Linked DNA regions of Homo sapiens: region 2 is linked to region 1. A link is a loop called in an ENCODE intact Hi-C map of the cell type or tissue named here. Cell type or tissue: A673. All regions are shown on one strand. Links, peaks and the distances in the headings refer to the core of each region. The heading gives the core; the rest is flanking DNA. Region 1 has its middle 86 kb from the start of LINC01739. Region 2 overlaps ITGB3BP (integrin subunit beta 3 binding protein).

Region 1 (2,917 bases), core at 196-2,695:
GCTGGGATTACAGGCGTGCACCACCACGCCCGGCTAATTTTTGTATTTTTAGTAGAGATGGGGTTTCACCATGTTGGCCAGGCTGGTCTCAAACTCCTGGCCTCAGGTGATCCATCCCCCCTCGGCCTCCCAGAGTGCTGGGATTATAGGAGTGAACCACTGCGCCCAGCCACTTGATAACTTCTTAATCTCTCACTTTTCTCCTGTGAACCAATGACATCCGATAGCAAAGGATGCTGCTCCTTTGATCCAGGTAGTTTATACTGGCATAGGCTCAGGTCCGCAGAAGGTCAGCCTCCACGAGCCTCCTCTTCTTCATCTCCTCAGCCCTGAAATGGAGTCGCGTTCCCCCAGGGCCTGAGAGAAAGCAGAAGGCAGAGCTCCCTGGCAAGGCAGCCTCCAAGGAGGCTTCCCGAAAGCTCCAGAGCGGGGCTCTTAGCCCCTGGCTTCTCTCCAAGGACTGTGGGAAAGAGGGAGTCTCCAAGCTATAAGGAGAATACGATTTTCTGGGGGGTGATCTTAGGCAGGAAGGAGGACAGAGACATCTGCAGCTCCCTAGGAAAGGACACAAGGAGAAAAGCCTCCTTTTCTCAGAGTCCAAGCCATGTCCAGGTGCGGGTGAAGCAGGTCAAGCACTGTCACTCTTGGAAACGCAAAAGCTCCCAGGTCAGGAAGCCCTTGAAGGAGGAGGTCACCACTTTCGTCTTCCCACTTGGGAGAGCGGGTCTTTTTTGGTGGAGGGAGGCATTGTTGCCTAGCCTAGCGATGAAGAAAGGACTTTAGCAGTAGCCAGAACTCAGTTCCAGTACTGGATCTACCACCTGTTGCCTGTGTGATGTTTGGTAAGTCACTTGACCTCTCTGAGCCTCATTCCCTAACCTGTAAAGTGGCATGACACCAGTCTCTGCCCTCTAAGATTGTTGTGAGAATTGAATGAAAAAAATTTTTAGTGTGTGAACTCAGTATAGTGTCTCCCAATTTGTCATGGCTGAATCTGTGATAGTTCTTATTTATCTCATCATTAGAAAGTTTTTTCTCATATTTAGCCAAAATCTTTCTTCTTGTCACTTCCTTCCATGGACTCTAGTCCCTTCTGGAGTGATGAAGAACTGAGGTTTTTCTACTCACCCCCACCCACTTGCACATCCAGTACAACCAAAGGGAATTTTTCACCATGCAAATAATACCTCCCCTGCGATTAAAACCCACCATGATGACCCATGGTTCTTAGGGAGCCTAAGGCTGAGAGTCCTTATTCTGCATGATCTGGCCGCTGCCTGCCTCACCAGCCTCATCTCAGGCCACTCAAGCCCTCATGCTCTGTGCTGCAGAGGCCCCAGGCCTCTTTCTGCTCAGGTAGGCAACTTTCCTACTGGCCCCAGGACCTTTGCATAATGCCTTTGTTTGAAACCCTCTTCTTGTCTGCTTTTTCTAATTAGCTCTTCAGACCTCAGCTCAAACAAGGCTTCTTCAGGGAAGTCTTAGACTAACTCCCCAAACTAGATTAGGTTTCTGCCTCTCACAGCTCCCTCTACTGTTTCTTCATAGGTTTTATCATTACTGAAAGTGGTATAGTTTTGTAATTATGTGATAAATTATTATTTTCCATTCATAAACTGCCCATTCTATGAAGGCAGGGAACCACGGCTGCTTGGGGTTAATAGTGGGCTCACCCATTACCTGTCATATGGCCCCTGTCAATACTTGGCGTGAATGAATAAAGGATGGAAAGAACTAATATCCATTTCCACATGAGAGTCCTGCACATATTTGAAGATAGTTCTTGTGCTTCTCTGCTTCACAATTTAATTATCACAAGACGAATGATCACAGTGCTCCTGTACTCTCATCACGTTGCGTTGTAGACCCCTCAACAGCTCTGCACTCACACCCAAGGGAGCTCAATAGAGTGAGAGGATTGAGTGAGAAGTGAGAGAGTGAGAAGATCTTAGGATCTAGACATTCTCCTTTCACTACTGCACCCAGAGGCTGCACTAGCTCCAAATATACGCACGTCTGTGTCTGTGTGTGTATTATATACACACATTGTTCTTCTGTTTAAAAGCAATAGACTTATGAAAGCAAATTTGGAAAATAGAGACTAGAAAAATGTAACAAAAATAAGCCTTAGTCATGCAAAAAAAAAAACCCCACTCTTAACAATTTGCAATAATTTCTGTGAGTACCTTTTTGCATGTGAATAAGTTATTGTAGCATTTAAGGAAGGATTATATAGTGGAAATACCCCTACATACTCATATGTATCCTGCTTTTTCACCAGTATTAAATTATAAAAATATTTCTGTATTACCAAGTAAACTTTACAAATATCATTTTACATAGTGCTGTATCAGAAACACTTTCTGCTGGTACTTACAATAAGGCTTGGAAGACTATTTTACTCACCCCCTAAGAAGTCTGAAGGTAGGTGGTTGCTGACATGCTTCAAACAGGTTTTTGCTTATGGTTGCAATATAATTGCTGTAGCTCCTACCATCACATTTATATTCAAGGCAGGAGGGACAGGAAAAGGATGTGCCATTTCTATCTTTTTTTTAATCAAGAAAAGTCAACTCCCTCCCAGGGCCCTCAGCAGACTTCCACTTATAAATTCCTGCCTAGACTCTGTCTATGATCAACACTAGGTACAAGGACATCTGGAAACGTGAGTATTTCCTTCTTCCAGCCTATAGGGTTGAAGCAGGCAAGGGAAATTGGGCATCTTTCCCACCTTCTATCAGATTAATTCTATTCCATTTGATTCTCAGCTGTTAAAACAAAAGCCTTGGCAACTTGCTTCCGAAAAGACCCTTTCCTCCTTTTGCTTCCTGGTTTATGAAAATCAACCAGATCACAAAGGGAGTTAATAGAAGTATTTTCGGTTATCATGATGTTTATGGGGGTGCCAAGGCTAACG
Region 2 (2,883 bases), core at 1-2,500, 520 kb before region 1:
ATGTGAATGAAACTCCTGATTTTGTCCTTATGCCCTAGAAACCTGACAGTACTCCTGATATCACCGTGGCCAACTTCCCTACCTGCACAACTGCTCCAGCCCTCTGTCACACTTCAGTGATTATTCCTCTTGACCTGTAATTGTTCAGTGGGGAGGACTGTCCCATACAGATTCACTCCCAGAGCCTTTAAAAAGTGAAGCCTTTGTGAAACAATGCTAGAATAAGAGAGAAAGTAAGGGTGACAGCAACCCAGAGGCCACAGCCAGAGTGCTAAGACCATCAAAAGATGGGAAGAGAAAAACATTTTGGCTAATGATAACGGGATATTGGGATACTTTAGTAACAATGTGGATGAATCACTTGGGTAACACAAGGATGAGGCTTAGTATGAACAAAGCGCTGTGTATTATGACAGTTTGAAACCTAATAAGGACACAAAATATAAGGCAAGTTATGATAAATGATACAAGTTCAGACTCTTCTAAGTTCTGGCCAATAACAAGTACAAACAAGGATTGTGCATCCAATGAGGATCAAAGTATCAACTTGATTGGTGGTGGAATTGATAACCCCCAACATGGCAGGCTCTCTAGTAGAAGCTTGGGGTAACTAAGGTAGATTGCCTTAAAGCAGAAATGCAACCTCTTCTTTCTCACACTAAGTTTAAATCTTGAATTCTGTGCACTTTACTGAACCTAAAAGCTGGATCTTTTAAATAGACCCCCAAGTCCGTGTGACTGTTAATGCTGTGAAGACCACAAGCCTGCCTTTTACATGCTTGACTGCAGGTCAGCACAATAGAATGGGTTGGTCTCCCTACTACATGAAATTAGGAAGTATTATAATAAAAAAGGTCCACTGGGATTGAGAGTAGACAGTGATAGGGAAACTACAAGGAGGGAAGAATTTGTGTAATGTTACTAGTAAAATGTAGACCAATGAATGTTCTGGACTTTGGCCAATCAAATTTGTCACACTTCCATGGAGTACAGAGGAAGAGTTGACAGAAGTTTCTTCCCCTTCAGACTGAGAAGTATTATTCTCTACTGTAAGTACCAAATGAAGAATAAGCAGTGTTATGGGAATTCACAGCAGACAGATCACCTCAGGATGGGATTATCTGTTTGTTTGTTTTTGTTTTTTAAAGACAGGGTCTCGTTCTGTCGCCCTGGCTGGACTGCAATGGTGCAATCATAGCTCACTGCATCCTTGACCTCCTGGGCTCAAGCAGTCCCTCTGCCTTGGCCTAGGAGTACAGGCATGAGCCACCACCCCCAGCCTTATTAGGTCATTTTTAAAGATCTCTTCCCACATGCCCTGTGGTAATGTATGCCATTAGTTGCCAAAGGCTGCTTCCTTCAAGGGCTTTCTCTCACAGAAGGATTCTAAGGCTGAAGAGACATGAGCCTCTACCACCACTAGGAGTCCCCAGAGGGACATATTCTGAATAGGAATCTGTCATAGTAAATACTGTCTTTTGGGCGGGGGGCAGCTGTTGGAGGAAACACCTGCTGAAAGGCCCCTAAGGCTTATAGACAAAGGCATGTAAATAAGTTTTCTGTAGGCCCTGTTGGAGTTTTAAAATTCTCTGAGAAGTATCTCATGTAAGTATGGTCACATAAGGTAAAGAATACTGAGTGCTATGTCAGAGTAGTCATATTGACAGTTACTAGTGAAGATAATCAAAAAGCAAATAAGGCCGGGCACAGTGGCTCATGCCTGTAATCGCAGCACTCTGGGAGGCCGAGGTGGGCAGATCACGAGGTCAGGAGTTCAAGACCAGCCTGGCCAACATAGTGAAACCCCGTCTCTACTAAAAATACAAAAATTAGCTGGGTGTGGTGGCACACACCTGTAGTCCCAGCTACTCAGGAGACTGAGGCAGGAGAATCACTTGAACACGGGAGGCAGAGGTTGCAGTCAGCCGAGACCATGCCACTCCACTCCAGCCTGGGGGAGAGTGAGACTCCGTCTCAAAAGAAAAAAGCAAATGAGAGGTTGCCAGCAGCATCTAACTAAACTAGGTACCAAACTAGATTGTTATTAGGTGTTAAAATCACTTCTTAAGTCATGTATGACGTGCATGTTAACTAATTCTTGATAATATAATTATCTTTTATATCTCACAGGCATTAAGAAGAAATGCACTCACCATGAGCACCAACTTCTGCATCTGCCTGATCATATTTAAAGGAACAGAGAAATATTTGTAATTAATCTGCCCAGTAAATACCAGCTCGTAGCAGTTGGCAGGTGCATGTCTAGATAAAATTTCTTGCAGCTAATTTAAACTTTCTACACGCACCAGTAGATAATCTCAATGTAAATAATACATTTCTTCTTGGCTCTTTAATGTAAGCCAACATGGAGAGGAAGATCTTGACTTATATTCTGTACCACATACACTTCTGTGGACTTTTAGCATTTGTGGGTAGACTTAATAAAGCATGTATAAAAGTGGCACCTTTGGTAGAACTCTGTGTTTTTCTGAAATTCAGATTAAATGTAATGATGAGTGGAATTAAGTACCAGTTTTCCCATTTAAAGCCCCAGCTGCTTATTAATTTATAGATTCTGTAGAAATTTTTTTAAAGATTTATCTAGTCTATTGTGTAGCCTCTATCTCAGGAGTGAGTTTTTATTTTCCTATGCTTATAGAGAAAAAAACATTTTCAAGGTTTTAAAATTTTACACCATTTATAAAATATTAGAGTGTATTTTTTCAGTACAAATGTTTAAAATATGAAGTTTTTTTTGAACTAAACTACAAAGAGTACTGAATTTAAAGAAAAGACCTTTATTAAGGGGCAATATGTGATCCATTCCAAATTATTTTGAAATATTAAATTTCAGTTATTCTGTGGTGTTTTCTGTCATCATCA

Evidence for each region. Hi-C counts contacts between places; a loop is a spot of excess contacts. Peaks named below come from ENCODE experiments on the same cell type or tissue, not always from the same donor. Only the 100,000 strongest peaks of a DNase experiment are listed, where the experiment ranks them.
Region 2: a loop joins it to region 1, with 4 times the contacts of the local background. A loop is called at or near these places in 2 of 110 quality-filtered maps.

The regions. Positions count from the first base shown.
Region 1 is chr1:62,925,489-62,928,405 of GRCh38, reverse strand. No RefSeq gene overlaps it. Among named protein-coding and RNA genes, the nearest start is that of LINC01739, 86 kb to the left of the region's middle. In A673, for the core only: a CTCF peak has its summit at 1,543 (motif pointing left); DNase peaks (open chromatin) are centred at 445 and 1,495; H3K4me3 peaks cover 424 bases; H3K27ac peaks cover 2,500 bases.
Region 2 is chr1:63,440,351-63,443,233 of GRCh38, reverse strand. It overlaps ITGB3BP (integrin subunit beta 3 binding protein), which reads left to right. Exons shown (of 9, transcript NM_014288.5): 9 at 2,131-2,464. Among named protein-coding and RNA genes, the nearest start is that of ALG6, 74 kb to the right of the region's middle. In A673, for the core only: a CTCF peak has its summit at 1,416; a DNase peak (open chromatin) is centred at 1,433.